Regions from separate parts of the Homo sapiens genome. Here region 1 is linked to region 2. A link is a contact called in ENCODE Hi-C or POLR2A ChIA-PET data. All regions are on one chromosome and are shown on one strand. The core of a region is the stretch at or near the end of the contact, and the rest is flanking DNA. Distances in the headings are between cores, read along the strand shown. Region 1 holds the start of FLJ13224 (a long non-coding RNA gene). Region 2 overlaps FAR2 (fatty acyl-CoA reductase 2).

Region 1 (4,016 bases), core at 1,305-3,804, 2.2 Mb after region 2:
AATGACATACTTTTAAAGCAACCTACTATGTGCCTGGCATGGTAAATTGATTAATTTATCCTCATAAGAGCCCTGTATAGTTGGTTTAGATTTAAAAGTTTATGCTTTCCCCAGTGAAAAACTTTTATTTTACATGTAAAATGGTTCTTAAATTGCTTCTCTGACATAAATATGTCTGAGTTTGAGCCCTATGAGTCAGGATTTCCCAGGACTTGATAACCACTCTGGGGGAAAAAAAAAAAAATTGACCATTCAGGTTCCAGATATACAGAATTAAGAATACTGTGCAAGGACAGACAGACTTGGGGCCTGCTGTCCACCAGTGATCTAGAATATTCTACCAATTGAACTTCGTATCTCCAACCTCCCACAAAAGCAATACAAAGAGAAGGCAGTAGAGACCTTGTCTGTGGGTCTTTCCCACCCTGAATTCATTCACATTGATAATCCAAATCTCTGTTTTACATCATCTAATTAGTAAAACAAAAACCATTAAGCTCTGTATGTAGTATATGAAATCTGCTAGGAAATGGAAATTCTAGCCATAACTTAGCTATGAAATACTAATTAAGAAAAACAACTCAAACAATCTCAGCGTATTTGCAAAGCACCTCATATGCATTTTAAATACAGGACCCAGAGAAATAGCTGCGAAAGGAAAGCCAAAGTTATTAAATCCAAAGTTTTTCATTTTCTTGACATGCTCTTTCTATTTAATACAGAAATGTACTAATATAGGTTGCCTTTTGGTATTGTAATTTGGTCAACCAAAACTTGGGAAAAATAGGTCCAAAGTTTTTCATTTTCCTGACATGCTCTTTCTATTTACTACAGAAATGTACTAATATAGGTTGCCTTTTGGTATTGTAATTTGGTCAACCAAAACTTGGGAAAAATAGGTTTATTAATAACAAAATAATGAAAAAAAATGGATTTCAACTAGTATCGATTTTTAGGTGTGTGGGGGCAGGGGCATTCAAGGGTATTATTTCCTAGTAATGATCACTTAGATTCTAGGCCTTACACATGATTCAAATGCAGGAGAAATCAGGAAAGAAGCAACAGATATGGTGGTGGGTATCGGATGTCTAGACTACAGGCAAACCCCAAATACCAAAGAAGCATCCATGTGTCAAACCAGCATAATTTTTGAGCTATGCCTGGGGCCACATACAAAAAAAGAAAAGGTTAGCTTGAAAAGAAAAATCTAGGAGAGGTAACCAGAAGGTCAACCACAGTTCACGGGATCTGGGAAGAAGCTAGCCGTTACCCTGTGTCATCTTCCTGAGCAGCTTCCTCCCCAGCCAGCTCCCCAGCCTCCTTACAATGTTTCCAAAAGGCCCAACTCCCTAAACATTTGCTTCTTCAAGGTCATCCTAAGGCACTGAATAACCACCAAACACTGAGTCACGCATACCTTTCGCCTAAAAAAGATCCCCCTTCCCAAAATCATTATATAAATACTTTAAATGCCATGAGGGTTTTCTCCGAAACTCCACCAGAAACAAACTCCCAGACTTTTAGATTGGGCAACTAAATGTGTTCAATTTTGCGACATAAAATTTTAAAAGGCTTTTCAAGTCTGGCAAATTCCAGTTCAAAAACAGGTGCTTTCAGCGTACTCTGAATAACAAGGTCAAATTCATTTTTAAATTATTAAAAGAAAAAGAAAAGCTTTTCTTAACCCTCCTTAGGACAACTTAAGAAGGGGGAGAAAGAATTGCTGGGGTAAAACTGTCTCGGATAGGGTCCCTGTTTAACTCAAGAGTAAATCCTAATCTTCCGAGTGCCTGAAGTAATGGAAGGTTACAGGAAGAAAATAAAAACAAAGAAACTGACTAGGGTCATAGTTACCAGAACAAACTGCACCGCCCTACCACCTCAAGAAACCAACTCCCCCTACACCAAAACAAACCTTGCCCTTCCCCGCTCCCCCCACCCCCTAGAAACACACAAAGAAACTGGCCGCACGCACAATTCGCCCACAGTCCTCACTTCCCTTAGTAGGGCAACAGGGAGCCCCGGAACTTCCCCACGGTGGTTTATCGGGCGTCGTCGGGGCTGGGTCCCCTGGACTTGCGGGCCACAGCTCGGCTGGGGAGGAGGTGCTCGCCGCCCTCACCCGTTTCTCTGAAAGCAGTAAAATGCCTCCCCGCTCCTCCCAGGGCCCTCGGGTCCCCACCTTCCGTAAATCGTGCTTCCCCCTCGGGCACTCCGGTGACTGCCGAGAGAGACGCCGAGCCAGCAAGTAAGAATGCTCCCTGGTGGATTTGTTGGTAAATAAGACATCTCGCGTCGGGAGGAAAGTTCCTGCGGGGGCCGCTCGCCGGGGCGAGGGCGAGGGCAGCGGGAGGTGAACCGCGTCGCTCGCCGCCACCTCCCTCACCTGCGCCGGAACAACGGGCCCCGCGCCAGCCCGGCCCGGCGCCTCCCGCAGGCCGCGCCTCCCGCACGCCGCGCTGCCGGGGCTTGTTCCTCCTCATGGCTTTGCCCTGACGTAATTCAAACATGGCAACAGTTCGACTTCAAAGGCGAACCCACAGACCTCCCAGACACAGGCTCCCGGGCCACGAGAAACCGGCCGAGCAGTCCGGGCCAAGCTCCCCGGAACCCTCGGCCGTCGCAACCCCCGACGCCAGGGCTGAAGCGCCGGGCACTGCCGCCTCCCTCGGTCGCCCGCCCGCACGCCCGGAGCGGGGAAGCACGCCGCCTCCCTACGCACCAGCATGGCACCTCGCACAAGTAGCGCCGCCAAAGTTTCCCCACGAGGGGGCTGAGGGACAAAAGCCCCTCCCGAAACTCGCCCGAACTTCGAGGGCCTCCGACCTGCACGGCCCTACGCCCAGGCGGCGGCCCCGAGCGCCGGGGGCCCGCACGGGCACATGCAGCCCTTTGTTTTCTGTCCAGCCGGGCGCTGCCTACGTGCAGCATCAGGGATGTCGGAGCGTTTCGCAGGGGCCGGACACTGGACGATCACCCTGGGTAGGGGTCCGGACCCCGCGCCCCGAAGAGTCCGGAGCCTGGCCCCCCGACCCTCCCCTCGGGAGCAGGCCCATTTAATCAAAGTTTTGCAGTGTCCTTGATGAGAAACGCCCGGAGTATCCGCCCCGCACGGGCGGAGAGTTGGCGACTTTCACTCTGCTTTTTAAACTGGCAAGACGCCATCATCAGCAAACCACATTGTCCTGCCGGCCGGACCTGCCCGACGGCGGCCGCATCCCACGGCTCACGCGGGGCTGGACATTCGGACAAGGACCAGGGTCGCAGCCCGAAGCACGTGGTCTGTCACGTAGAGCACAAAAAGCAGTGCCCTGCGGAGTTCACTGACTCCCGCGGCGTACACAACGCCGCCGCCTCCATCTCCAGCCAAGTTGGCTTCCCTGGCCATCTTACAGCGCGGACGGCCGCCCATAAACGGGAAGCCCTCGCGGTGTCGCCCACACCTACGCTACAGGTGAACGCACCGGGAGCAAAACTTCGGGCTCCGAAAGCACCCCGGACACCAGAGGCTCTTGGGCGCGGTCCGAAGAGGGCAGGCGAGTGGAAGACGGGCTGTTTTTAAGCGACCGCGTGTTGCTCTCATTGTCGCATCCGCATCCCTCCGGAGTTGAGCAAACAACGCCACGCCGCGTGCGCTCCGGCAGAGCCCAGCACTGACCCCCAAAGGCCGATTTAAAGACCCTCGGCCGCCAGCTCGGAAGCGGATGGCAACTTAGTTTCCGAGCGAATGGCGTTTATTGTCCACCCTAGTCCGAGGGCTGCAGTCAACTAAACCACGAGGTTTCACAACGGCGCCCGACCCTGCCCGCGCCTCGCGCCCACGCGGACGCACCGACCCCGGCCGCTGCGCGGTGGCCAACGAGTCGCTTTCCTCTCGGGCCTTTCGGCCGCCGGGCTCCTTTCCGCGAGAGAACACTGCGGCGGAGAAAAGTCATTGTCACCTTCAACGTGGATCCCTCAACTCCGGCGACTCCTCAATTATGCCCAGGCTCCACTCACTTCCCCGCCCCGAGACT
Region 2 (3,880 bases), core at 967-3,466:
AAAGGCTTATCTTTTATTATTAAGGAAGGCAAATGAAGACAAGGCCCACTTGTCTTCATTATACTCACACATTTACTGTCTCATTAGTTCCCCCAACTCTCATCAAGGTGGAAGACATGGAATAAGGAGAGATTGAAGGCAGAAAGATTAGCTAGGTGGCCATTCATTCTTTGACGCATTCATTCAACGAGTATTTATTCAATGATTATTGTACCAAGTATTGTATTAAATTCTGTGAATATTAAGAAGAGTAAAACACAGTCATTGCCCTGAAGGCATTTGCAATCCAGTGGAGAAAATAGACAACTAAGTAGTCACTTACATAAATGTGATAATGAATAGAGGCTGTGAGAGTTTGGCAGATAGGACATTCAACTCAGCCCAGAGTGAGGGGAGACCTGGGAACCCCTTCTCAAAGTCTGAGGTTTGCCCACTGAAGGATAGGACAGGATGAAGGATGAATGGAGGACATAGCCTCTAGAGCTAGTCTACAAGATGTGTGACCGTGGACAAATCACTTTATTTCTCTGTGCCTTAGTTTTCTATTTGTTAAATGGGGTTTATAATAGTAACCACCATAGAGTTGATCTGCTAATTCATTCTTCCGTTAGAAGAGTGATTGACACTGAGTATGTGTTTAGTGAGTCAAGCTATTGTCATATGTGAGAGTTACAGCATTACAGTTGGTCCCGAAGTTCTGGAGAAGCAAAGAGGTATTATCCACAGCATTTGTCCATTGTGACAACTGTAGTAGACAGAGAAGAGCAGTGACCAGAACCCAGGAGTTCAGACTATTGTCCTGATTGTGCTCTATGTCTACATCAGATAAACGACTAGATTATCTTTAAAGTTCCTTTCCACTCTCATGTCCTATGATTCTGCAGCTTCTGCTGAGATAGACTTAATAAATATGATTTGAATTCTGGTGGTAGAGAAATAAAGAAATCAAAATCCATTCTTAGATTTCCAGCTGAGTGACTGAGTGAGCAGTGATATCATTTCAAAAGAAACAGGCAAGTCAAGAAGAGATAGGTGTGTGGAGACTGGGAGACAGATTCGTGGATAGAATTTTTAGGTTGGAAGAAACCATTTCCATCATTTTATTTCAGTGTGGTAGAGAGGCAGATATTTCCACAGTTAATCACGGCCACAGAAACAGGAGCCCTATTGCCTAGATCAGGGTTTGTCACTTACTAGCAAGTTACTTGAATGTTCTGCATTTGGCTTTCTTCATCTGTAAAATGCAGGTGAAATGCAGATTGAACCATGCACAATTGCCCTTTGTAGGTCAAAATGGTTGAGTGTTGGCAATTTCATATGGTTTGACCTAATAATAGATACCCTCTAAGGGGCTGTACTGAGAAGTAAATGAGTTCGTGTGTGTTACCTGCTTAGGACAGAGCTCAACACGTAATACAGTACTATGGAAGTGTTTCCCTTATTATTAAGGCCATTTAGCTTTTTCAAAATCGATTGCACCAAGCTTCATTTAGGAAGAACAATCAGGAATTGCATAGTACACCTATTTAGGTCTCTTTCCCATTCTTCACTTATGCAGGCACGAGGCCTTGATGAGGCAGTTAGTCCCTAGGAATACAGCTGGGTTTACTTTTGCCGACGCGGCTGCTGCCATTTTGCTTGTTTCTCATGCCTGCATCTAGACAGGAATTGGCTTCTGCTCCAAAAGGAAATTTAGCATCAAAGTTCTCGGATGAGCTAGCTTCCTCTCCCTGTTCTTTTGTCCTCCACCCTCACTCCCTCCCTAGCCCAACTCTTGGTACCAGCAGGCCTAGTTTCCATCTCCCTCACAGGGTGTGATATTGGTGACATACTGGTCATCCAACATCTGAAGGCCCTTGGTATTCTGGACACCCCGGCTGGCCCTGCAGAGACGGGAAAAGGAGAAGGGCATATCTAAGGCTAAGAAGAGGGAAGAACGGAGGGGAGAGTGAAGGGAGCTCCAGCTCTGAGCCATGAACTGAGGAGTAGGACAGACACAGAGGCTACTGAAGAACCCTGTTCTAGTTGCATGACTTTGACGAGTCTTAGACTGTTCGTGTGATGAGTCTCCAATTGTGCATGAACCAAGATGCAGAGAGATGTTAAAGAAGCAGGAAAAACAAAACTAAACTAAAGATGTATCTTTCCTGTGTCTTTTAAATCACAGGGACACAGTAGCAAGCTGGACACCCTAGCAGTAAAAGCAGTATGAGTGGAGTTCCTTACAGAACTATTTACTTGCTGTTGCCTGGTGTCATAAACAGATTAACGATGACTCATACTGTTGGTTTATAATATATGTTCCAGTTTGTGAATTGTCTTTTCACTTCCTTTTTTGTGTGTTTTTGAAGCACAGAAGTTCTTACTATTAATGTAGCTGAAGTTGCTGAATATTTTCTCTTTGTTTTCAGGTATTTGTATCTTGCTTAAGGAGATGATTCCCTATCTGCTTCACATTTTAAGTAATTAGTATGTAAACCTCTCCTACGTTAGGCTGTGGTTTCAAGTTTGCAACCATTCAAGTTTGCAATAGTTTATTTTCTCTTGTTGGTGTCACCCTAGTGATACATTTTACACAAAAGAAGGAAATACTCTAAGGATGAAATTCAGAATTACAAATTATGGCTGATTAAAATCACCCTTACTAATTACTGAATGTTTCACAAGTGCAAGACACTTTACAAAAAGTTTGTCGCATCAATCCCAGGGATCACAGACGAGGAAAATTAGGCCCACAAAGTTTAAAATGTAATCATTAAGCAAGCAATTAACATAAAAATATAGTTATTATTGAAAGCATAATTTTGGTTAGGAGAGAGTTCCAACTCAAAAATCTCCTTTGAGAACTAACCTAAAGAATGCTTTGGGTGTTGAAATATTCCCATTTTGTTTGAATGTAGTAGACACATTTCTATTAAAAGTAGCATCATATTTGCCTGAAAATCAATGAAAAATGATTTTCTTCTTTTTCGATGATCAAATTTTTCAAGAACAGAGTGTCTTTGTTATCAAGGACAGTTTGGAAAGCAGTTGTACCAAATAGGTAAACATTTGGAGCCTTGAAGAGGAAATTAGCTGTTGAGGTTAGAGTTTCCTTGCAAATTCAATACATTTAAGTTCACAGAGTTCTAATATTCTAATACATGGTAATTAAGAAAAAAAATATAGAACAGAGTTATCAGGTGTCCAAATGTCCTAGATGTTGTTGTATAGGAAAAACAGGAAGCAAATAAACACCTGGTAAAAAGCTTTCTCCTGTCCTATAGCAGTTAGAAGTTGTAAATTTCTTTCATCAAAATTTCAGTCTTGGCTCTGTCACTAACAGCGGCCTTAGCCAAATCACTACTTGTCTCTGATCCTCAGTTTCCTCATCTGTGAATAACAACATCTACACTATTTATCTCCCAAGGTTTTTGTGAGAAGATACTGAAATATGTGCATGAAATGCTTTGAGAATTGTTAATATAAAGTCTAAGATGTAAATTATAAGAGTTGCTGATATATTAATAGTAAATGGTATTGACAGTATCTAAGACTGATAAGGTCTTTTGTGTGTGTGTGTACAGACTTTAATATCTATATCTATACATAATTTTATACATGATAATAGTAATTTTCATTTAAATTACATTTAACACTCCTTGGAGGACTTATTATGTCCATTATTTTATGTGAGTCCCTGAGTAACCTTGTGAGGTGGACCAAGTGTTGTCTTATCTTTCCATGTTGATAATGCAGATCTCTGCTTTCTGACCAAAAGGAAAGCCTCTCCTCTTTGGCAATTTCCATAGCTTCTGTCAGTCCTTGTTGCTGTTGCCCGTCACCTCCAGATTATTCCCTGATATTTATCAAATATGTGGCTCACATATGTCCTCTCCTT

Evidence for each region. Hi-C counts contacts between places; a loop is a spot of excess contacts on that map. ChIA-PET counts read pairs that join two places held with the same protein, here RNA polymerase II (POLR2A). Pooled maps may share reads with other maps.
Region 1: a pooled map shows a loop between it and region 2 (5-fold over the local background). The contact joins the promoter of FLJ13224 here to the enhancer-like site in region 2. A Hi-C loop is called at or near these places in 1 of 37 single-sample maps with no recorded cell type and 1 of 50 pooled maps. POLR2A ChIA-PET finds 5 or more read pairs at or near these places in 1 of 52 experiments (activated T-cell).

What each region holds. Positions count from the first base shown.
Region 1 is chr12:31,321,762-31,325,777 of GRCh38, forward strand. FLJ13224 (a long non-coding RNA gene) reads left to right here and starts at 2,555. Exons shown (of 1, transcript NR_026806.1): 1 at 2,555-4,016. The region is part of intron 1 of SINHCAF (SIN3-HDAC complex associated factor); the gene reads right to left. RefSeq lists an enhancer at 3,478-4,016.
Region 2 is chr12:29,162,700-29,166,579 of GRCh38, forward strand. The region is part of intron 1 of FAR2 (fatty acyl-CoA reductase 2); the gene reads left to right. Among named protein-coding and RNA genes, the nearest start is that of FAR2, 15 kb to the left of the region's middle. Within about 2 kb of position 2,217, at least 10 of the 41 ENCODE cell types and tissues checked have a DNase peak (open chromatin) inside an H3K27ac peak, as active enhancers do.